Linked DNA regions of Homo sapiens: region 1 is linked to region 2. Evidence: chromatin contacts called from ENCODE Hi-C or POLR2A ChIA-PET data. All regions are on one chromosome and are shown on one strand. Each heading gives the region's core, a stretch centred on a gene start or an enhancer-like site at or near the end of the contact. The rest is flanking DNA. Distances are from core to core; before and after follow the strand shown. Region 1 overlaps FLNB (filamin B). Region 2 overlaps SPATA12 (spermatogenesis associated 12).

Evidence for each region. Hi-C counts contacts between places; a loop is a spot of excess contacts on that map. ChIA-PET counts read pairs that join two places held with the same protein, here RNA polymerase II (POLR2A). Pooled maps may share reads with other maps.
Region 1: a pooled map shows a loop between it and region 2 (6-fold over the local background). The contact joins two enhancer-like sites. A Hi-C loop is called at or near these places in 1 of 37 single-sample maps with no recorded cell type and 2 of 50 pooled maps. POLR2A ChIA-PET finds 5 or more read pairs at or near these places in 1 of 52 experiments (common myeloid progenitor, CD34-positive).

What each region holds. Positions count from the first base shown.
Region 1 is chr3:58,032,043-58,038,637 of GRCh38, forward strand. The region is part of intron 1 of FLNB (filamin B); the gene reads left to right. Among named protein-coding and RNA genes, the nearest start is that of FLNB, 27 kb to the left of the region's middle. RefSeq lists enhancers at 2,826-3,325, 6,113-6,595. Within about 2 kb of position 3,094, at least 6 of the 41 ENCODE cell types and tissues checked have a DNase peak (open chromatin) inside an H3K27ac peak, as active enhancers do.
Region 2 is chr3:57,065,082-57,071,550 of GRCh38, forward strand. All of the region lies in intron 1 of SPATA12 (spermatogenesis associated 12), which reads left to right. It also overlaps a transcript of ARHGEF3 not described here. Among named protein-coding and RNA genes, the nearest start is that of SPATA12, 7.7 kb to the left of the region's middle. RefSeq lists an enhancer at 3,629-4,008. Within about 2 kb of position 3,555, at least 18 of the 41 ENCODE cell types and tissues checked have a DNase peak (open chromatin) inside an H3K27ac peak, as active enhancers do.

The DNA.
Region 1 (6,595 bases), core at 1,844-4,343, 970 kb after region 2:
TTCAGCCTCCCAAGTAGCTGGGATTACAGGTGTGTGCCACCACACCTGACTAATTTTTCTTTTTTTCTTTTTTTGTATTTTTGGTAGAGACAGGGTTGCCCAGGCTGGTCTTGAACTCCTGAGCTCAAGCAATCCTCTCTTCAGCCTCCCAAAGTGCTGGGATTACAAGTATGAGCCACTGTGCCCGGCCTGTTTGTTTGTTTTAAAGACAAGTTTGGGCCCAGTTTATAAGAAAAGAAAACAGACCATCCTTAGGGTGTCAGGATGATATTTTGACAAAGGCATTCATGCTTAGCAGGATTTCTCTCCCCCTACCCCCACCCCAAGTGTTGAAACGGCTGAGCTAATTACCTTAGAATGTAAGGCTTCCTCTGTTGCTTGTGAACGTGGCAGACTTGGGATTCTCAGAGACAGAGGGCTTCAGAAGCTTGCCTCTGGGAGCGTCCAGTCAATAGCTTTTTGTCTGAGCAGAAGGAGATATTGCTCAAGGTACCATCTCAAGGGACTGCTGAATCAGTTGCATTGTCTCTAAAAGTAGGTAAAAGTCTAGAGTAGGGCTGGTTCAACAGTGGAATGAGTGTTAAGAGAGAGTTGCATTCTAAGAACACCTTTACACTGTGGCCAAATTCAAGCAGGTCCATTTTGTGGTTTGGTGGTCCCCATCTAGTGGGATGTGGTCTGGTATCCCAGGCACCTGCATATATGAGCTCAGATGGGTTTAATTTTTGAAAAACTGCTTTATTGGCTGGGTGTGGTAGCTCATGCCTGTAATCCCAACATTTTGGGAGGCCAAGGCAGGAGGATCTCTTGAGCCTGGGAATTCAGGACCAGCCTGGGCAACATTGAGAGATCCCCATCTCTACTCCCTTCCCCGCCAAAAAAAAGCTAGGTGTAGTGACATGCACCTGTGGTCCCAGCTACTCAGGAGGCTGAGGTGGGAGGATTGCTTGAGCCCGGGAAGTCAAGACTGCAGTGAGCTGAGATTGCATGACTGCACTCCAGCCTGGGCAAAAGAGTGAGACATTGTCTCAATCTCCCCACCCCTGCCAAGAAAACCCAAAAAATATTGAGGTATAATTGTTATACAATGAAGAACACATTTTGATTAGCTTATACACACACTCCTGTGTACACATGTACACTCACACATCAGGAAACCATCACCATAATCAAGACAGCGAACCTCCCTATCCAGCCCCAGAAGTTTCCTTGTGCCTCTTTGTAATTCTTGCCTTTTATCTCTCCATGTCTTCCACACCCATGCTCAAGCATTCACTGATCTGCTTTCTGTCATTATCAGTCAGTTTTCATCTTTTAGCCTTTTATATAAATGGAATCATATAGTATGCTGTTTTGTTTTTTTTTGAGACAAGAGTCTCACTCTGTTACCCAGGCTGGAGTGCAGTGGTGCGACCTCGGCTCACTACAACCTCCATCTCCCCAGATTTAAGTGATTCTCCTGCCCTAGCTTCCCGAGTAGCAGGGATTACAGGCACATGCTATCATGCCTAGCTAATTTTTGTATTTTTAGTAAAGATGGGGATTCACCATGTTGGCCAGGCTGGTCCCGAACTCCTGACCTCAGGTGATCACCCGCCTTGGCCTCCCAAAGTGCTAGGATCACAGGCATGAGCCACTACGCCCTGCCAGTATGTACTCTTTTTGTCTGGCTTCTTCTAGCATAGTTATTCTGAAATTCATCCTTGTTGCATGTGTCAATAGTCCTATTCCTTTTTATTGCTGAGTAGTAGTCCATTGTATGGATATACTACATTTTGTTTATACATCCTTCTGTTGATAACATTTGGGTGGTTTCTTATTTATTTATTTATTTTTGAGACGGAGTCTCACTCTGTTGAACAGGCTGGAGTGCAGTGGTGTGATCTTGGCTCACTGCAACCTCCACCTCCCGGGTTCAAGCAATTCTCCTGCCTCAGCCTTCTGAGTAGCTGGGATTACAGGCATTTGCCACCACACCTGGCTAATTTTTGTATTTTTAGTAGAGACGGGGTTTCACCATGTTGGTCATGCTGGTCTCGAACTCCTGACCTTAGGCGATCCGCTCACCTCTGCCTCCCAAAGTGCAGGGATTATAGGTGTGAGCCACCACGCCTGGCCGGGTGGTTTCTAAATAAAGCTATCATGAACATCTTTTACTACTCTTTGTATGGATGTATATTTCTATTTTTCTGAGTGGAATGTTAGGATCATACATCATAGGTGTACGTTTAACTGTTCAAGAAACTGCCAAACTGTTTCCCAAAGTGGTTGTATTGTTTTACATTTCCACGAGCAGTGTTTGAGAGCTCCAGTTCTTGCACATCCTAGCCACAAAAAGGTTCTGTTTTTTAAAGACAATTTTTTTTTTTTTTTGAGAGTTTCGCCCTAGTCGCCCAGGCTGGAGTGCAGTGGTAAGCGAATCCCTGCTACAGGCCAGAGACTGTTCTCAGTTGGTTTTTACACCAAGTATCGCACTTCATTCTAACACTCCACCATTTTACAAATGAGGAAACCGAGGCACTGAGAGGTTTAGTAACTTGTGGCACAGCCAGGAAGCAGTAGAGAAAGACTTTGAATATAAATGTATCCATTAGGATGTATATGGTTCCAAGTCATGGGAAACCTACCTAATCCTGGTTTATCCAAAAAGGGAGCTCATTGGCTCTCGTAACTGAAAAGTCAAGGGGTAGGCAGGCAGTTGGACCTGGAAGTCTCCAGGGCATCAGAGAGCCTTGGCTCTGCTTCTCTGATTCTGTTGTCTCTCCACAGACGGGTGGGTGTAGCAGTCCCAGGCCCGCAGCCACACCCCACACCTCCCAGAGGAAGAAGGCGGGCCCTGATCCCAGCAGTCCCAGGAAAGCCCTGAGGTTCACTGTGATTGGACCAGCCTATGTCACCTGCTCACATCTCAGCCCACCACTGGCAAGGGTGTTTGACTCTTGGGAATGACTCTTGGGACTGGCTTGTCCTAGATCACATGTTCTACCTGAAATTGGGGACATTGCAGAGGATTGGTGGAGTGGACCTCAAGGAGGTGTTTCACGTGGCTTCCTGTGTCACTAGGTTGCCATTTATTCTTTAGAAAGCCCCTTTGTTTGATGAAACCCTGGTGTCACAGGCTGTGTGACTTAGGGTAATCCCCTTGTCCACATCTGTGAAGTGAGATTACCTCTTCACCTCACAGGCAGATCAAACAGGAAAACAAAAACAAAACCAAACCCAAAATACACGTAAATTGCAGAGTGCTTGAGGTTTCTTTTAAGCTGTCTATGTAATTAAAAGCTGTTACTTAGACTTGGATATGAAATAAAATCTGACTTCAAATTTAAGTGGTGTAATTTCCATGCCTCTTAAAATATCAGGTAACTTCATTTGTGAGCCTCAGTCTGTAGACTTGAGGGATTTCCATCTGAAGAGGGGGCAGAATGGTGGTTTAGGGAACGCAACATGTACCCCACCCCCAACTTTTTTAAGAGGAAGAGTTGAAAGAAATAATGAATGTGTGAGAAATAAGGGGTTTGATTGCCTTCCAGGGTCCATGTTGAAGGAGAGGAAAATGTAGCTCAACCACAGTGACTCTCCCCAATTAAAAACTAAAAAAAGATCCGTGGTTATAGGGCTTGGACTTCGGACAAGCCAGCAGCCTCAGTCATTGTGAGTGTGATTCCAGATTGGAAGGTTCTGCTAGGAGGAAAGTGGAAGTTTTGAGAATTCCTAGTTGGACAGAATGCCTCTTGATCACGGCCTTAGCTAAAGGAGACCACTCTTTGCTGGATGGATCAGTCAGCTACGTGTGAAGTTTGGCTCAGTACAACATTCTCGGCCTGGGGCGGCAGCATGGGAAAGATTTTTATTGGAATTAACTTTCTACAGAGATGTACTTTCAAATGAGACCATCCTTCTCTCACTGGTGAGCTCACCCGGGCTCTTATTCCACAAAGCTTAATTGTTTTGGACCCATACATTTAAACTCCTTAATTAATTGACTCAAGACTTAGGACAGATTTGCTTTTCTTTATAATGACTCCATGGCTGTAAATGCTGCTGATTCAGATGAAAGAGGACCCTAGAGCACAGAATGAGAAGGACGTGGACTCAGGATACCTGTTTCTTTATTCTGACTGTGCTCTTCGTCAGCTCTGGGGCTTTGGACCCCAGTTTTGTAACCACCTAACGAGTTCACCTTGCCTGCTGCCTAGACGGAGCTGATTTATCAAGACAGAGGAATTGCAATGGAGAAAGAGTAAGTCACCCAGAGCCAGCTGTGTGGGAGGCTAGAATTTTATTGTTACTGAAATCAGTCTCCCGAGCATTTGGGATCAGAGTTTTTAAAGATAATTCGGCAGGTAGGGGCTCAGGAAGTGGGGAGTGCTGATTGGTCAAGTTGGAGATGGAGTCACAGGGGGTCGAAGTGACGTTTTCTTGCTGTCTTCTGTTCCTGGGTGGGATGGCAGAACTGGTTGAGCCAGATTACCGCTCTGGGAGGTGTCAGCTGATCCATGGAGTGCAGGGTCTGCAAACTATCTCAAGCACTGATGTTAAGTTTTACAGTAGTGATGTTATCTCCAGAAGCAATTTGTGGAGGTTCAGACTCTTGCAGTTTCTGACCCCTAAACCTTAATTTCTAATCTTGTAGCTAATTTGTTAGTCCTACAAAGGCAGACTGCTCCCAAGGCAAGAAGAGGGTCTTTTTGGGAAAGGGCTATTAGCAGTTTTTTTTCAGAGTGAAACCATAAACTAAATTCATTCCCAAGGTTAGTTTGGCCTATGCCCAGGAATGAACAAGGACAGCCTAAAGGTTAGAAGCAAGATGGAGTCGGTTAGGTCTGACCTCTTTCACTGTCTATAATTTTTGCAAAGGCAGTTTCAGTTTCTCACCTGTAAACGTTGAAGACTGAGCCAGAATCAGGGTCATCAAATAGCACCCCGGCTATACTTTCTTCTCTTCATGACAAACATTGCTGGTCAGTTGATATGATGTTCTTTCCCACTGGGCCCAGACTTGACATTAGAGTCTTTTTTTTTTTTTTTTTTTTTTTTTTGAGACAGTCTCGCTCTATCACCCTGGCTGGAGTGCAGTGGCACCATCTCAGCTCACTGCAACCTCCGTCTCCAGAGTTCAAGCAATTCTCCTGCCTCAGCCTCTCAGGTAGCTGGGATTACAGGAGTGCACCACCACACCCAGCAGATTTTTGTATTTTTAGTAGAGACGGGGTTTCGCCATGTTGGCCAGGCTTGTCTGGAACTCCTGACCTCAGGCCATCCGCTCGCTTTGGCCTCCCAAAGTGCTAGGATTATAGGCGTAAGCCACCACGCCTGGCCGACATCAGAGTCATTTTAGCCTGCAATGCAAGTTGTCCTCAGTGGGCTGCTAGCATTGGCTTCAACCTTCATATCAGCCAGCTAAAGCCCCTTGTAATGAATGGGGAGGTTCCTTCACCCTTGCCTCCCGCTGCCTCCTCTTGACCACTCATTTTTTTTCTTGTAGTTCAGGAACCAATTCAGATGATTTCCCTCGTGAAGTCCTCTCGAAAGCCCCCAGGTAGAATTATTCATTTTTTCCCTTGCATTCCCACAGCACTGTGCACACAAATTAGAATCCTTGTAAAATGGCCATGATTCTGTTTATGACCCTGGCCCTCCACCAGACCAGCCTCTCTGCCCTCTGGCTTTTTTAGATCACTGGCATGGTTTCTGCCTACTCCAGGTGCCAGTATTATTTTGTGAATGTTTTTTTTCTTCATATCTACTCATCTTTATACTACTTTACTCGTAAAAGGAAACTAGAGAACATGATCTTAAATGAAAACCACGATCACTTGCCAGAAAGAACAGGTAACTAGGCTTTGAAAAAATAAGTTAGAGGAGATAGCATAAGAAAAAATTAAAAAATAAATAAAATCAATGAAAACAACGTGTTACTAAATTCTTGAAAAGTTTTTTGAAGACTTTGAGCCTGAGGCCTGTTCTTATTGTTTGTTTGTTTGTTTGTTTGTTTGTTTTTATGACAGAGTTTCGCTCTTGTTGCCCAGGCTAGAGTGCAATGGCATGATCTCGGCTCATTGCAGCATTTGCCTCCTGTGTTCAAGCGATTCTCCTGCCTCAGCCTCCCGAGTAGCTGGGATTACAGGTGCCCGCCACCATGCCCAGCTAATTTTTGTATTTTAGTAGAGATGGGTTTTTGCCATGTTGGCCAGGCTGGTCTCGAACTCCTGACCTCAGGTGATCCACCTGCCTTGGCCTCCCAAAGTGTGGGGATTACAGGCGTGAGCCACCATGCTCGGCCTGTTCTTATTGTTAAAAAGAGAGATTTGTGTGAAAGCTGCTGACGTCTTTTTGGCACCAAGTCAAGACTGAGTTAGTTCTTGTCAGAATCTGATTGTTTGTGAATTGATGGCTTTTTTTTTTTTCCTGAGTTGGGGGTCTCGCTCTGTTGCCCAGGCTGGAGTACGACCACTATAACCTCAAATTGCTGGGCTCAAGCAATCCTTCCGCCTCAGCTGCCCAAGTAGCTGGGACTACTAGGCATGCTCCACCATGCCCAGTTAATTAATTTTTTTTTTTTTTTGAGAGACAGGGTCTCACTATGTTCCCC
Region 2 (6,469 bases), core at 2,305-4,804:
TTTTTAAGTTGGGAGAAATAACTGCATGTTTATTTGCTGATGGGACCAATCCAGTAGGCCATGGTCTTAAATGTTGAAATTACTTGCAAAAGGCCGGGCGCAGTGGCTCACGCCTCACGCCTGTAATCCCAGCACTTCGGGAGGCCGAGGCGGGCAGATAACTTGAGGTCAGGAGTTCGACACCAGCCTGGCCAACATGGTGAAACCCTATCTCTACGAAAAATACAAAATTAGCCGGGTGTGATGGTGTGCACCTGTAGTCCCAGCTACTAAGGAGGATGAGGCAGGAGAATCACTTGAGCCCAGGAGGCAGAGGTTGCAGTAAGCTGAGATTATGTCACTGCACTCCAGCCTGGGCAACAGAGCAGGACTCCATCACAAAACAAAAAAAAAAGAAATTACTTGCAAAAGAAAAACTGTATTTTAGGATGATAAATATTCTGGAACTAGTGGTGATATCTGCACTACCGTATGCATGTGCTAAAAAACAGACTGGGTACTTGAAAAGGGTCAATTTTGTGGTATGTTAATTATACCTCAATAAAAATAAAAGCTATAATAAATGTTTAATGTCTTCCAAATACCATGTTCTCATACAGGCTGAGTTCCCACCCAGGCAGCCCCAGATACCTACAGTTTCTGTGGCCAGTGACCCACCACAGCTAGGTGGTAGCCTGCGGAACAGGAGAGGCAAGGTCATCCTCATTACGGCTGAGTCACAAATGCTGCATTAGCACACACAGCCCCCTACAGCTAGATCTACGGAGCATGCACCAATTTGTTGCAGATAAATGGCACCTTTTACTTAGGCCCATGAACTCTCAGGTCTTCAGTCTTAAAATGAAATCTAAGAGCTGGGCACAGTAATTCACATCTGTAATCCCAGCTACTCAGGAGGCTGAGGCAGGAGGATCACTTGAGGCCAGGAGGGCAACACAGTGAGACTCTGTCTCCAAAACAAAAAAAAAAAACCCTAAAATGTAAGAAAAAATCCTTTCAATCAGAACAAGAAACTCTGCACCCCCACTGCCAATCTGCCCACCCATCTGGTCCACCTGTAATTGCAAGAGAACAAGGGAGGGACTTATTTTGCAGTCAATCAAAGGGGAGGGAATTCTTTCCGAAATGTTCTCCTATCTGTACCAACAGCACACTTCCACTTCCAACCATTACACTTTTCCTTTCTTTCTTTTTTTTTTTTTCTGAAACAGAGTCTGACTCTGTCACCCAGGTACAGTGGCATGATCTTGGCTCACCGCAACCTCCGCCTCCCAGGTTCAAGCGATTCACCTGCCTCAGCCTCCCAAGTAGCTGGGATTGCAGGCACCCGCCACCATGCCTGGCTTAATTTTTGTATTTTTAGTAGAGACGGGGTTTCACCATGTTGGCTAGGCTGGTCTTGAACTCCTGACCTCAAGTGATCCATCCGCCTCGGCCTCCCAAAGTGCTGGGACTATTGGCGTGAGCCACCGCGCCCAGGCTTTTGCCTTTTTCCTTTCTTCTGAACAACCTCAAACAGTATTTTACCCACTGTGATGATTAATTTTATGTGTCAACTTGGCTAGACCATGGTAACCAGCTATTTGGTCAAACATTCTAGACATTTCTGTGAAGGTATTTTTTAGATGAGATTAACATTTAAATCAGTGGACTTAGAGTAAAGCAGATTATTCTCCATGATGTGGTGGGCTTTATCCAATCAGCTATAAGCCTTAATAGAAAAAGACCGACCTCCCAGAGCAGGAAGAATTCTACCCAGAGAGCCTTTGGGCTCACTGCAACTCTTCCCTGGGTCTCCGGCCTGCCAGTCTACCTTGCTGATTTTTGACTCACCTGGCCTCCACAATCACATGAGCCAATTCCTAAAAATCAACCTCTCAATAGATAGATGAGCGATTGATTGACACACATCCTGTTGGTTCTGTTTCTCTCCAAACCCTAATACACACCCAAAATAAGTGATTTTCCAATAGAAATTGTCTGTAAGGACCTGTACTTGCATGAAATTTCAAGTCACCAGATAAATGAATAAAAATATATTTTTTAAAAACCACAAAATATGGCAACCCAGAAAGAATAACATTTGTCGGCCAGGCGCGGTGGCTCACGCCTGTAATCCCAGTACTTTGGGAGGCCAAGGCGGGTGGATCACAAGGTCAGGAGATCGAGACTATCCTGGCTAACACGGTGAAACCCTGTCTCTTCTAAAAATACAAAAACAAAATTAGCCGGGCGTGGTGGCGGGCGCCTGTACTCCCAGTTACTCGGGAGGCTGAGGCGGGAGAATGGCGTGAACCCAGGAGGCAGAGCTTATAGTGAGCCAAGATTGCGCCACTGCACTCCAGCCTGGGTGACAGCAAGACTCTGTCTCAAAATAATAATAATAATAATAATAATAATAATAATAATATTTGTCTATATACTGATCAAAGCTATCATAGTAGATATATTTGTTTTCAAATGCAACTTTAGGGTGGGTGCAGTGGCTCACACCTGTAATCCCAGCACACTGGGAGGCTGAGGCCAGAAAATCACATGAGGCCAGGAGTTTGAGACCAGCCTGGGTAATACAGAGAGACCCAGTCTCTACAAAAAATTTAAAAAATTAGCCGGCGTGAGACCAGGCACGGTGGCTCATGCCTGTAATCCCAGCACTTTGAGAGGCCGAGGCGGGCGGATCATGAGGTCAGGAGATCGAGACCATTGGCTAACACGGTGAAACCCCGTCTCTACTAAAAAAAAAAAACAAAACAAAAAAATTAGCCAGGCAAAGTGGCGGGCTCCTGTGGTCCCAGCTACTCAGAAGGCTGAGGTAGGAGAATGGCGTGAACCTGGGAGGCAGAGCTTGCAGTGAGCCAAGATCACACCACTGCACTCCAGCCTGGGCGACAGAGCAAGACTCCGTCTCAAAAAAAACAAAAACAAACAAACAACAACAAAAAATTAGCCGGTGTGGTGGCATGCACCTGTAGTCCCAGTTACTCTGGAGGCCAAGGCAAGAGGATCACTTGAGCCCAGAGGACACTAGACACGCATAGGGTAACTATTGTTTCACCAAATAATTCAGATATGCGCGCACACACACATACACACACACACACACACACACCAGGTTACCAGGTTGCAGTCTATGTTTTACAATAGGTCACAGTCAAAAACATGGGAGAAGCCACCATACTCCACCACACAATAAATGCTTAATAAAATTTGGTAGCATCATCATTCTTATCTCACTCTAAAAGGTAATACGTTCATTTTCTTCATTAGCATTTATTATCACAATAAAATAGAGCTTCTAACACATTTATCAATGCTGCCACTCACTGCAGTGCTGTTTAAGAGTCATTGCACCTCCCTAAATTAACTTGCCAATTCTCTCGCCTCAAAAGGACTCAGGCAATCATTTAAATAATTTCTGACTCACAAAGCTGGCCAAGGATTAGCGAGGCCCTGCCCAGCCCAGAACACATGAAATGTGAGTGATTTGTTAAGAAAACCATTTGAGTTTGCAAGACTGCACAGGGCTTTTATAAAACTAAAGCCATGCTGGAGAGAAACAGTCCTCCCCACCCCCTTGGGAGATGTGTCATAGAGATAGGTCACACAAGGTCAGCCAAGCTGTACCTTCTGAGACTGGGCAGGAACTGAAGCGCCAAACCTCAACTGTGTAACGTGCTTCCTTGTTTTGGGGTTAGGTTATATCATTGTGTTTTTCCCCTAACTTTCCATGTGCACACACACGCACACACCCCCCTCACTAAAGGATGGAAACAAAATCCCTATGAACTGCCGGTTCCAACAACTTAAATAAGGGAATCTGCTAAGGCAAAAGATCTGATTTTTTTTTTTTTTTTTTCTGAGACCGAGTCTCGCTGTATCACCCAAGCTGGAGTGCTATGACGTGATCTTGGCTCACCGTAACCTCTGCCTCCCAGGTTCAAGCAATTCTCTGCCTCAGCCTCTCTCTAGTAACTGGGATTACAGGCACTCACCACCACGTCTGGATAATTTTTGTATTTTTAGCAGAGACGGGGTTTCACCATCTTGGCCAGGCTGGTCTTGAACTCCTGACCTCGTGATCCACTTGCCTCAGCCTCCCAAAGTGCTAGGATTACAGGCGTGAGCCACCACGCCTGGCCTAGATCTGAGATTTTGAAGACCTCAAAACATATATTCTATTGCATGTAAGTTTCTCTTCTCCCAGAAACAAACTAAAAACACAGTCCAAATTCATGCTTTTTTAAATTGCTTTTTTGAAACAACTGCAATAAATAACTCTAATCTCTGTCTCTCAAACACACACACACACACACACACACACACACACACATTGTTTGTTTAAAATGAGAGCTCCTCACCCCAGATGAGTTGAGGTATGAATGGATTTGAAGTTTCAAATGTAGTTTCCCAGGTTGTTCTTTAAGTTTAGAAAACAAGGTTCCAAGTGATACAAATATAGGCACTCCATTTTTTATTATTTCTTTCTTGAAAATAAAATCATGTATTTGTGCTGTGCCAAAGCATTACATCTGGAACACATAAGTACATGTCAGGGTGTAAACTAAGCTTTTTTTTTTCTTTTGAGACAGGGTCTTGCTCTGTCGCCAAGCTGGAGTGCATTAGTGTGAGCACAGCTCATTGCAGCGTCAAACAACGGGGCTCAAGCTATCCTCCCACCTTAGCCTTCCAAGTATGTGGGACTACAGACATGTGCCGTCACACCCAACTAATTTTTAATTGTTTTATAGAAATAGAGTCTCGCTTTGCTGCCCAGGCGGGTCTCAAACTCCTAGCCTGAGGCAATGCTCCCACTTCAACCTCCCAAAGTGCTGGGATTACAGGCATGAGCCACTGCGCCTGGCCTAAACTAAACTTTTAATATGTGATATTACTCCCTTTTTATTTTTATTCCATTCTTCAAACTATGATGTGAGTGAATTGGGGGTGAGGGGCTAAGATTGTTTTAGCAGCAGAACTCTTTCCTCAAATGAAATTGTACCCCTTTGCCCAACAGATAAAACAAGATAAAATGGAGCCTGGCTTCAATTCTCCTATCACCACCTGGTGCCTCCAGGGCTGTGGGGTCTCCCAGTTCCCACCACACTTCTCCAGGCATGAAGCAAGGGGTTATGGGAGTATCTTAGAGATCTCCATCCCATCCTTAGCATGAAGGAAAGCCAGATCTGTCATATGTGTGTCCAGGTGCCAGATGCACTCCCATTTCACAAATTCAGGAGTTAAATGTCTTACCCAAGCCTTAAATTAGACACTACAGTATACTGTGTTACTTTCTTCAAAAAGGAAAGAGACATTTACATCGCTGGAGTTTTGTCTGTGCAGTTTGATGGATGGGTCTCAGAGTGCCTACTCAGCAGACTCAATGACTAGGGAAGCTGAGTGAGCAGTGCCACCAGCAAAAAGGAATTTAGGTTCCACAGTTAATATTGTTAAGATGGCAAAACTCCCCAAGTGATCTACAGAGTCAATGTAACCCCTGTCAAAATCTCAGGTCTCTTTTTGCAGAAACTAACAAGCTGATCCTAAAATTCATAGGGAGATCCAGAACAGCCAAAATAATCTAGAAAAAGAAGGTCAGGCTGGGCACAGTGGCTAACACCTATAATCCCAGCACTTTGGCAGGCCAAGGTGGGAGGACTACTTGAGCCCAGGAGTTTGAGACCAGCCTGGGTAACACAGCCAGACCCAGTCTCTACCAAAAATAAATAAATAAAAATTAAAAATTAGCTGGGTATGGTTGCACACATCTGTAGTCCCAGCTACTTGGGAGGCTGAGGTGGGAGGATTGCTTGAGCCCAGGAGGTCGAGGCTACAGTGAGCAGTGATCATGCCACTGCACTTCAGCCTGGGTGACAGAGCAAGACTCTGTCACAAAAAAAAAAAAAAAAGAAAGAAAGAAAGAAAAAAGAAAAAGAAGGACAAAGTTGGAGGATTCATACTTCCTGATTTCAAAACTTACTACAAAGCTATAGTAGTCAAGACAGTATAGACAGCAATACTGGCATAAGGATAGACATATAGATGAATGGACTAGAATTGAGAATGCAGAAATAAATGCTTACATTTATAGTAAATTGATTTTTGACAAGAGTGTCAAAACAATTTAATGGGGAAGAAGAGTCTTTTCAACACATGGTTCTGGGACAACAGGATTTCCATATGCAAAAAATGAAGCTAGACCCCTACCTCACACCACATACAAACATCAAATCAAAACAGATCAAAGTTCTAAATCTAAGAGCTAAAACTATAAAACTCTTATAAGAATATATAGGCATATGGCTGGGCGTGGTGGCTCATGCCTGTAATCCCAGCACTTTGGGAGGCTAAGGTGGGCAGATCATGAGGTCAGGAGTTCCAGACCAGCCTGGCCAACATGGTGAAACCCCGTCTCTACTAAAAATACAAAAATCAGCTGGGTGTGATGATGCACACCTGTAGTCCCAGCTAC